Linked DNA regions of Homo sapiens: region 2 is linked to region 1. Evidence: chromatin loops called from intact Hi-C (ENCODE). Cell type or tissue: PC-9. All regions are shown on one strand. Links, peaks and the distances in the headings refer to the core of each region. The heading gives the core; the rest is flanking DNA.

Region 1 (5,373 bases), core at 244-5,243:
CAAGCTGTACCTCCCTGGAGCATTGCTTCAGGAAAATCAAGCCCCAGAAAAGTGGCCGAGTTCTTGCCCTCCTTTGCTCAGGTAAGTGAGACCTGGCCAAGCCCCATGACACCTTCTGCTGCCCTAGGTGGGGTCACAGAGCATCCCAGAAGGTCAGGGAACATGTGTGCAGCACAGGGCACTATGGAGAATACAAGGGAAGTGGAGGCCTGGTCTTGGCCTCTAAGAGGTAACAAGGGTTGGGGTGGGGAGGATGCATCCACACTCAATGCCTTGGTAATCTCTGCAAAGCTACACACCCCAAGCCCAAAGGAACCGCTGGCTCAGCTGCCACATGGGGAAGGGGAGTCGGCAGGACTTCCAGGAGGAGGCAAGGTCTCTTCGTGGGTCTGGGGGAGAAAAAAAAATGTCTAGGTAGGAATTATGGCTTGTGCCAAAGATGGGGCACTTGGAGGGGTGGGCCTTGCAGGAAGGGCATTTGTAAATCCCAAGAGTTGGCATTGCAGCAATGGTGAGAGGTGGGAGGTCCCTGAGGCCCGGGAGTCAGAGGACAGCAGGCAAAGAGAGAAACAGAGACAGCCCCCAAGAGGGCTCTGCAGAGGGTCCTGCGCCGTGTGCTGACAAGGTAAAGAGAATGATGCCGCTGTGTGGTTGAGGGGAGGAGGCAGGTGAGACTGAGTCTGTGAGACCCCGGTGGGCCAAACCAGGATCAATGAAGAAAACTAAAGGGAAGAAACCACAGCTGAAACGAAGGGAGAAACGGAGAAACTTCGCAGTACGCCTCCCTCCGGAAGTAGTGGGTTCCCATGGCCGGAAGTGTTCTCAGTGAAGTCCACACTGTACTTACCGAGAGCTTACTTCATGCAGGGACCATTCCTGGACATTCTAAATTTTTCACATGGCCTTAGGAGGTGGGTGTTATTATTATCATCCCTTTTTACAGTGAGGAGGCTGAGGTTTAGAGAGGCTAAACCTCTCGCCCAGTACTATGGAGCACTTGCTGGGATTTCTGTTCAAGCAGGGTCACTCTAGAGCCTGTTATCTGAGCCTTGGTGACTCAGTGTGGTCCTGGAACAGCAGCAGCTGGTTAGAAATGCAGGTGCTCAGGCCCCAGCCTGGACCTTCCGAATCAGAATCCACTTTTCAGCAAGGTCCTCAGTGATTTATGTGCACAAATCTAGGAATCACTGCTCGGGGCCACCTGGCTGTCCTGCAAGCACGCTGGGTACCTGGTGTAAATTAGTAAAATGCTGCCCCTCCCCCAGCAGAAGCAGCTCCCAAGGGGCTCTTGGCCTGATGAGGAGAGCAGGGGCTGGCTCGCAGTCCCACCGGCCCCTCAGCTACTATCCTTCCTGCAGGCTACAACCTGTAAAACCATACCCAGGGTTCTTGCCTTTGAAGCTTCTTCTAAATAGATTTACTAGGGCTTTGAAGGTGGATGTTGCTATGGGAACTGGGCAAAGCTGGTGAGATCACAACTCTCTCTAAACTGAGCATGTGTGGGCCTCAGCTACAGACTCCCAGGCCCCACCCTGGCAGGCAGAAATAAATGTGTGCCTCTGTTGAGCCAGGCCCCACTTGCTGAAAGCCTGGCCCTCAGCGTTCAGTGCCTGGGCAGCACGATCTGTCCCAACTGTGAACTGCCAGGACTCAGGGCAGTAGGTCTTTCCAACCCCCAGGCCTCAGTTTCCCTCTTCTGAAAAGTCCTCCTTCTTCCCAAAGTGCAGCGGGATAATGACAAGATGTTTCCAAGTGAGAAGTGGACCTAGGTGGAGCCTATTTCCCACGCTCTTCTCTTATCTCCACCTGGCATGGAGCCGACTCCCTGCTGGTGGCTGCCAACAGCCTCCCTGCAGAAAGCGCCTATGCTGCTGTGTCTCAGGATGGTGCTGGCAGCTGCCCAGAGGCACCAGAGACAGTGCTGGGTCAGGGGAAGAGCCACAGAGGGTGCCAGAAGGAGGGAAGGGCAGAAAAGAAGGCTGCCTCTCCTGGTGGTCCCACACAGTGCCTTCCCCTAGCCAGGGCCCCGATTTGCCAGTGGCATGGGGCCCCAGGAAGCAGCACACAGGCTCAGGTTCACACTTGCACCCTCCTTTCCCATTGCTTCCCCTCTCAGGTTTCCAGCCCAAGGTGCAGAGCCGTCTGGTGGGGGGCAGCAGCATCTGTGAAGGCACCGTGGAGGTGCGCCAGGGGGCTCAGTGGGCAGCCCTGTGTGACAGCTCTTCAGCCAGGAGCTCGCTGCGGTGGGAGGAGGTGTGCCGGGAGCAGCAGTGTGGCAGCGTCAACTCCTATCGAGTGCTGGACGCTGGTGACCCAACATCCCGGGGGCTCTTCTGTCCCCATCAGAAGCTGTCCCAGTGCCACGAACTTTGGGAGAGAAATTCCTACTGCAAGAAGGTGTTTGTCACATGTGAGTTGGCCACAGCCCACAGTGGGTGGAAGCAGTTACTACTTTACCTCTAGGACCCGGTCAGGGTGCATGTCTCTAAAGGGAAGCCCTGGGGAGCTAGACAGAGAGTCCCAGAGACCCAGAAAGGATGGAGACAGGGAAATTGGAAGGCTAGGGAGCAAGAGTACTCAGACAGCAATGGGCATGAACAATAATAGGAGACAGGGCAAGCAACAGGCAGATCACTGTCAGGCAGCTGATGAGTCATAGAACTTCTCCTTCTACCTTCTACTTTTGCAAGGTGGAAGCCAGAAAATCAAATGGTAGATAGCACATATTTGCTACATGAATGGTAACTAAACGGGAAGTAAAAGAGAGAAATGGATGGATGGATGGATGGATGGATTGGTGGGTGGGTGGGTGGGTGGGTGGATGGATGGATGGATGGATGGATGGATGGATGGATGGATCGGTGGGTGGGTGGATGGATGATGGATGGATGGATGGATGGATGGATGGATGGATGGATGGATGGATCAGTGGGTGGGTGGATGGATGGATGGTTGGATGGATGGATGGATGAGTGGACTGATGGATGGGTGAGTGGATGGATGGATGGATGGATGGACAGAAGGGCGGATGGACAGATGGATGGATGGATCAAGAATAGAGGCCCCGCTGGCTATTGGTATGCAATCATATATTGGTTTCTGATGGTATATGATGGCAAGGTGATCACTAATAACTGGCAAATGGTAGAAAATTAAATAGCTTATAACAAGTGTGGCAAATGATAGCTAGATGATCAACTGTTAGATGACAAATGGTGGGTGGGTGAGTGGGTAGCAGGGAATCCTAGAGATAGATGGAGGGATAGCCAAATAGATCATTGCCTTCCGTGCATGCTGGTGAATTTCTCAGATGAGCAAGGATGACGGCGGAAGCCAGGCAGCCAGCAGCTTCCCTCCCACAGTTTTTCTCCCCCCAGGACTGGGACTGACCTAACTCTTCCTCCTTCCCCAGGCCAGGATCCAAACCCCGCAGGCCTGGCCGCAGGCACGGTGGCAAGCATCATCCTGGCCCTGGTGCTCCTGGTGGTGCTGCTGGTCGTGTGCGGCCCCCTTGCCTACAAGAAGCTAGTGAAGAAATGTAGGTGTCACGGCCCTGAGTGGCTCCGTTCCCACGTGCAGAGACTGGAGGGGCTGCACTAGAGTCCTCCGGAGGAGGGGTCATGCCTCCAGAGAGCTGGGCACGCAGGACACCTCTGCTTCACCACCCAGCCTTCCCCTCTCCTGCCCATTAGCCATTTTCTGCCCCAAGTAACAGAAACACAAAGTAAACAAAATTGCAATTGCTGATTTGTCCATCTCTGGAGCCCAGCTGAGACCCACTCCAGGTCAGAGAGAAGGTGTGGCCATTCCCAAGGCTGTGGCAGGCCCAGAGGGTGTTCAGTACAGCCTCTGATGGTAGGAGACACACATCCCAGGCCTAGCCCCACCACTTACCACTGCCCAAGATGCTGATTGGGACACTTCCTCTCTCTGACCCTCAGTTTCTTCATCTACCAAATGGGCAATCGCACACCTTGTGAACGCGGGGGGTTGTTCTCCTTGCCTTGCAGAACTTAAGAGGAAATTATTCAGACAAAGAAGTGAGAGGGGAGAGATTGGGAACAGAGGGCCCAGCAGGACAGTGTTAGGTCCTAGTGCCTGCCCAGGTCTAGTTCTAAACGCCTGTGGTCTTTTCTCCTGGGGAGCCGGGCACCTCTACACCATCCTCGGCCTGCTCCTTCGGCACAGGATGGCTGCAATTCCCTTCCCGAGCAAGTTAGGAAACTGAGGCCTACGAGAGACTCCAGGGGGCAGAGCCCAGCAGCCCTGCCCTCAGCTGCACCTGCCGCCACCATCTCCCTCCCAGGCCCAGCCCCATCCCCACCCCTGCCTGCCCCCACCCATACCTGCCCCCACCACTCTGATGTGCCTTTCTTGTCTCTTGCCCAGTCCGCCAGAAGAAGCAGCGCCAGTGGATTGGCCCAACGGGAATGAACCAAAACAGTAAGTGTCCCCGGAGGCAGGAGCCTCCCTCAGGCCCTGGACAGAGGCCATGGAGGCAGAGTCGAGGCTCTCTGCTGACCACAGACGGAGCCTGTGGCTGCTTGAAGCCTCTGATCTCCACGGTGCTTGTCTGACATGTGACTGTGGCCAACAGACGTCCCCACACCAGGGAGGGCGGAGGCTTCTTGATGGGCTGATGGCTGAGCGGTTTCTACCGCTGAAGCCTCAGAGTGTAGAAACATCTCATGGTATCCTTTCTGTCCCTCGCCCCATCTCTAGGGTCCCCAGCAGCCCTCACCTCCTCCAGCAGTATTCCCCAACACAGTAGCCAGTGGATGTTAACAGGCAGCACTCACAAGAGGCCTCCCTGATCAACAGATCTGGAAAACCATGAGTTAGGCACAGCTAAGCATAGCTATTTCAGGACTTATCAGAACCTTAATGGGCATTTTTGTATTGCCCATCTCCAAAGCAAGGATCCATTAAGAAGGGCTGTCCAAGTTATTTTCATCATGGAACAACTTACAGGGCCAGTATTAGGACATTTTGGTGCAGCCAGCCCAACACCATCCCTGGTCTTCATCCTCCCTCCTTCCAGCCACAGTCAGAGACACCCTAATGGATGGAGACATGGCGCTCTTCCTGCCTCCCATTCTGCCTTCTTCCCCCTTCCCAAGTCCACAGCCAAATCCTTCAAGAGGGCTCTGTTGAATTTGTTATTAAGAAAGGCTCTGGAAACTTTCTTAATAACATACAGGCCCTCAGCTCCTGGAGGGCAGGGAGCAGATCTGTCCCGTCACCTGTGCTCCAGTCTCCTGCTTGGTAAATGCTTGATGACCGACTCACGGAAGGCCCCACCCTGCCAGTCAGATTGCTGGGTTACCCAAACCTGCTCTAAAAGTCTGCTGCTGATCCTGCTAGCATGAACCT
Region 2 (5,373 bases), core at 174-5,173, 61 kb before region 1:
AATCAAAGGGTCGTCACAGCCGGGTGCAGTGGCTCATGCCTGCAATCCAAGCACTTTGGGAGACTGAGGCGGGAGGATTGCTTCAGACAAGGAGTTCGAGGCCAGCCTGGGCAACATAGTGAGACCCTTTCTTCTAATAAAAAAAAAGAAAGAAAGAAAGAATAAAAGACACTCAGTTGGGGTTTTGGTTTTCCACAAGTTGAGGTTGCCAACCTCATCAGATTAACCTCGAACCCTGACAACTAAGGAAAGAGAGTGGAGGAAGCAAAGAGCCTCTGCCACCTGTGTGAGCCTCAGATTCCTCCTCCATAAACCCGAGAGACTGATGTGTACCTGGCTGCATTGAGAGGGCTGCGTGAGCTCCACCGGGCACAGAGTCCAGCAGGCAGAAATGCTCAGTAAACAGAGCCCTACCATCCACTCTGCTCTCGTCCACCGCAGTAGGCAGCCTTAAAATGGGGTCACTCTGCATAAAGAACAAATACTTGTCAGCAGCTCCACCCTGCCATCTTTCTTGTGCTCAGCTTCTTGGAGAGGCAATGTGGTACGCTTTGAAGGAGCACTACATTTGGAGTTTTGATGACTTGCATTTGAATCTTGGCTGTGCCTTTCGTGGCAGTGCATCCTCCAATGACCTCCTTGACCTTTCTGGGTCTGTTTGTACATCTGCTAAAAGGGGATCATGATGACCTCTGCCCTGCCCACTTCACAGATCCTCATCCTATCCATTGATAACCCCACCTGTGAGATCCTGTAGTAGCTGATGTACATGTTAACCGTCATTATCAGTTGAGAAACTTCTCAACTAGGACCAAGCCCTTCACATCTACTCCTGTTTCTGCCACTGAAGCAAATTAAAAAATAATATATATATATATATATATATATATATATCACCTTGGACCTTTTATTTTCTAGCAAGGATTATCCATAGTTATTATCTACACAGGGTGGCTGGTCCCAGGGGTGTGATTCCCATTTGGGGTAATAAGTAAATGCTCTTCGTAGCAACTGCATATGAGGTGAACAAATACAGCATGCCAATAGCGGGACCCTATCGACAGATGAAGCCAGGATTCCAGCACTTACTCCCAGAGCCAGTTCTTCATTATTCAAGATACAAGATCAAGGCTGGGTCCAGGTTCTGTTGAGCCTGAAGCCTATACAATTTGGGGGTCCCTCTTTAAAAAATATGATAATACACAAATAAAATTAGATAAAGGGTGCCTGTAATCCCAGCACTTTGGGAGGCCAAGGCGGGTGAATCACTTGAGGTCAGGAGTTTTAGACCAGCCTGGCCAACATGGTGAAACCCTGTCTCTACTAAAAATACAAAAATAAGCCAGACATGGTGGTAGACGCCTATAATTCCAGCTATTCAGGAGGCTGAGGCACAAGAATCTCTTGAACCCGGGAGGCGGAGGTTGCAATGAGCCAAGACCATACCACTGCACTCCAGCCTGGGCGACAGAGCTAGACTCCATCTCAAAAAAAAAAAAAAAAAAAAGATAAATGGCCTTGGGAGGGTCCTAAGACTGACCTTCTCCAGCCTTGTGGTCAGTCTGTCTGGACCTGTCTGCACATCATCCCTTTAATTATTTCCCAAAAGCTCTACATCACAAACGCATTATTGAAGATGAAGAAACGGGGCTCAGAGAGGTAGAGGAATTTGTCCAACCCAGTTGTCCAGGAAAGACCAGGCACAGTGGACTCCAAATCCCATATTCTTCCAGCCACAACATGCATTTCTTGAATAAATGCTAAAAGATGTGGTGGGTAATTGGTATTGATGAATGGAACACAAATTTGGGGCAAGTTTCAGGTTCACCCTATCCACACCCTACCCGACTCCCACCAGAACTCCTGAATATCACAAACATCCTTCCAGGACCCCACACACAAAAAGTCCCAGGTTATAACCATATTAGAGTAATGGAAAATGAGAAAATGGAAAAAACCTCCATCATTCCCAGCAAAGACTCAACAGGGCCCTCATGAAGCTCCACCTTGTTCCCACTGAGGCAGCTTCCGGCAAGTGCCTGTTTGTACAACCAGCGAGAAACACAGCTCTTGCTGATCTTAATTCTTACCCCCACTCGTTCAGTTCTCTTATGATGACAGGCACCTCAATTCAGTTTCGCAGCATCCCAAAACGTGCCGGAGTAGGCTGGGTGAGACTCTCGGGGCTCAAAGTCTATCATTACATCTTGGTTGCGACCACAGAGGGTTTTTTTTTTTCTTTTAAACACCAGCTCAAGGGCAGAAGAATTAGTCAGGGCACAGATCTTCCGGATCGCTACTGTATGGGGACCATAACATCACTGTAAGGCCCCTGTGCTGAGCCACAAACCCCACTTGGAACAAAGAAAACTCCCAGGTACTTTACCAGACACCAATTGCGCCATCCTGTTTGGGACACAGTCATTTGGCACTCCAGGTTCTCAACCCATAGTAATAACGCCTCATGCTTTTGAAACTGAAAAATGCATCCAAAAAAATCTCAGTGACACATCATGACTCATGTCCCATCCCCACCCCCACTCCCACCTCCCTCCCGCCCCACCCTAGGGAGGGGGGCTCGTCCTTTTCATTCACCCCTGATGTGAAACCAGGTTGGTCAGTGCCTGTCAATTTCACTTCCTGTTTCCTTGCTTCCATCAGAGAGCAGAGCTGTGAGGAGGGATAGATATTATGCTGTGGTGCAGCCAGACAAGCCCCACCTTGTTGTGCCTCCAGAAGAAGCACATTCTTGGCCTGGGTGGTAACAATAACATCTGGATGGAAATATCAAGTGGTATCAGGCTTCCAGACCACCATTCATGAAAGGTGCATCCACTTAGTAAGCCTCTATGGAGGCCTCTTCTGGGCCAAGTGTTTGTTCGAAGTTGTGTATGGACAGAAAGATATTCCTCCTCTCAAGGTGCCCACAGTCCAGGGCGTACTGAGAAGCCAACAGATAATGCAGTGAGATGGCTGTGGGGATTGGGGTGTTACAGAATTGGGGTGGGGTGGGGACAGCCTGCTTTCAAGGAGTCTAGGCAGGCATCTCAGAGGTGACAGCCAAGACTAGATGGAGGACAATAATAAGGATGATGACGATGATGACACTGATGAACAATATGTGCAGCGTTTTCTAACACTTTGCATTTGTTAACTCACGTATTCTTCCCAGTCACCCTTATTCCCACTTCATAGAGGAGGGAACTGAGGCATCAGGATGGTGAGTAACTGGCCCAAAGTCACATAGCTGTTACAAGCACTATATGAGGACAAGCTGACCTGCCAAAGACAGCGTAGGGATCAGGACGGAGAAAGTCACAGAGAGGAAAGGGCATGGCATTTATGGAGAGCTGCCAACATCTTGGGGCCACACAGCAAAGGGCAAAAGTGGTCCCAACATGTGGGTGTGTGGCCCACAGACACGCTTTGTTGATGGCCCATATAGTGTTTTAAGATATATATATAAACCAACGCTTGAAAATTAGGCTATTTCATATAAAAACTCAGATTCCCAAAATTATGTTGAACAATCAGGATCTGGAAACATGGAGGCCATATTCTTCCATGGCAATAATCAGAGTTGGGTTGGTTCTCTTTAGATGGGGTGTAGCCTTCACCCTGTTTCCGTACAGCCACTTCCACTGCCTGATGTCCCCTTCATCCAGTCCCATTAATCCACCAACGTGACCTGCCTGGTGTGTGTGAGACAGGGCAGAGTCAGGGCACAGAGCTACAGAACTTGGACTGAAGCGTTTCCAGTAAGAGGAGGGCAGTGGTGATGCAGCCAGACTCCTACTGCGTGGAGATGAGTCCAGCAGCTCCCTGGAAGAGGGACTGCATGGAGCATAAGACTGCAGCAGGGAAGAGGAGGAGAGGATAAAGTACTGTTCATGCAGGATCAGAACCGGGGCAAGTGTGAAGAGGTCCCTCTACTGAACTTCTACGGAGGTTGATTTTACCGGAAATCTTTTCTCTATTTTCTCCCTGGGGCTCAGGATATAAGCTATACTTAGCAAGCAGTACTTTTTCATATGGAAGACTAAGATTCGCAGAGACCCTGCCAAGGCAACTTACATAGAGCCAAAGGAGAAAAATTAGGCAGATGCTCTCGGGGGAGTTAATTTTAAGGCATTACAGCATTTAATACACAGATTCCACTTCAGTGTTAAACCAAACCAGTCGCAGAGGCTTAAAAAACAGTGGCCAGGTCAACCACTTCACTTTACTCCCAGCCCCCAAAACCTCTCCTGCCCACCATGTTTTCAACTTGAAGCCACACTGAACCATGGAGCACTGTTAGGAAGGCTGGAGGTGGGCAGAGGGGACAGCCCGAGATCATGGTGCCACGAGAAGCTTCCCTCCAGTTGGGGAGATGGGGCCAAGCCCCATGGACCACGAGTGAGAAAGACACATCATGTTTCTATTTCACGTGTGCCATTCACGTGCTTAGTTCTGGGACGCTGCAGAGAAGCAGCAGTTACAGACCTGCTGATGGTGTGGTCAGGAAAGAAGCAGGAAAAGGGTGGGGCACGGTGGTGGCTCACGCCTGTAATCCCAGCACTTTGGGAGGCCGAGGCAGGCGGGTCACCTGAGGTCAGGAGTTCAAGACCACCTGGCCAACATGGTGAAACCCTGTCTCTACAAAAATAAAAAATTAGCTAGGCATGATGGCGGGCGCCTGTAGTCCCAGCTACTCGGGAGGCTGAGTCAAGAGAATTGCTTGAATCCGGGAGGCGAAGGTTGCAGTGAGCCGAGATCACGCCACTGCACTCTAGCCTGGGCAACTGATCGAGACTCTGTCTCAAAAAAAAAAAAAAAAAAGCAGGAAAGTAATTTGACAACTAGGAGATCTATGACAACACTTCACTCAGCTGTGGAAAGGTCTTGGGTGTTAGGGTCACATTTGACAATTCTGCCTGTTTGCTGTGTGGCACTGATGCCTGGCTGAGCTTCTCTGTGTCTGTCTCCTCATCTTTTAAATGAGAGCGCTTTGTACACTGGGAAGTGACCTGTGGATGTGAGAGGCCCTGTTGCTATGTGTCCTCTTCATCATTGCTTGCCTATTTTACTATATTTTTTTTTTTGAGACGGAGTCTCGTTCTATTGCCCAAGCTAGAGTACAGTGGCGTGATCTCTGCTCACTGCAACATTCGCCTCCCAGGTTCAAGTGATTCTCCAGCCTCAGCCTCCTGAGTAGCTGGGACTATAGGCACGTGCCACCACATCCAGCCAATTTTTGTAGTTTTAGTAGAGACAGGGTTTTACCATGTTGGCTAGGCTGGCCTCAAACTCCTGACTTCAGGTGATCTGCCTGCCTCGGCCTCCCAAAGTGCTGGGATTACAGGTGTGAGCCACCGCGCCTGGCCACTTGCC

Evidence for each region. A loop is a pair of places that touch in the nucleus more often than their neighbours do. Peaks named below come from ENCODE experiments on the same cell type or tissue, not always from the same donor. Only the 100,000 strongest peaks of a DNase experiment are listed, where the experiment ranks them.
Region 2: it touches region 1 in a loop (6-fold over the local background); 10 of 110 quality-filtered maps call a loop at or near these places.

What each region holds. Positions count from the first base shown.
Region 1 is chr11:61,119,495-61,124,867 of GRCh38, forward strand. It overlaps CD5 (CD5 molecule), which reads left to right. Exons shown (of 11, transcript NM_014207.4): 5 at 1-81; 6 at 2,117-2,410; 7 at 3,413-3,538; 8 at 4,390-4,443. Among named protein-coding and RNA genes, the nearest start is that of CD5, 20 kb to the left of the region's middle. In PC-9, for the core only: no CTCF peak of the experiment used is centred there; a DNase peak (open chromatin) is centred at 2,667.
Region 2 is chr11:61,059,050-61,064,422 of GRCh38, forward strand. It overlaps LINC02954 (long intergenic non-protein coding RNA 2954), which reads left to right. Exons shown (of 4, transcript NR_186234.1): 3 at 2,662-2,826. The region is part of intron 1 of LOC105369325 (a long non-coding RNA gene); the gene reads right to left. Among named protein-coding and RNA genes, the nearest start is that of LINC02954, 6.3 kb to the left of the region's middle. RefSeq lists enhancers at 1,867-3,066, 2,132-2,371, 2,722-2,961. In PC-9, for the core only: no CTCF peak of the experiment used is centred there; a DNase peak (open chromatin) is centred at 2,472; H3K4me3 peaks cover 817 bases; H3K27ac peaks cover 1,432 bases.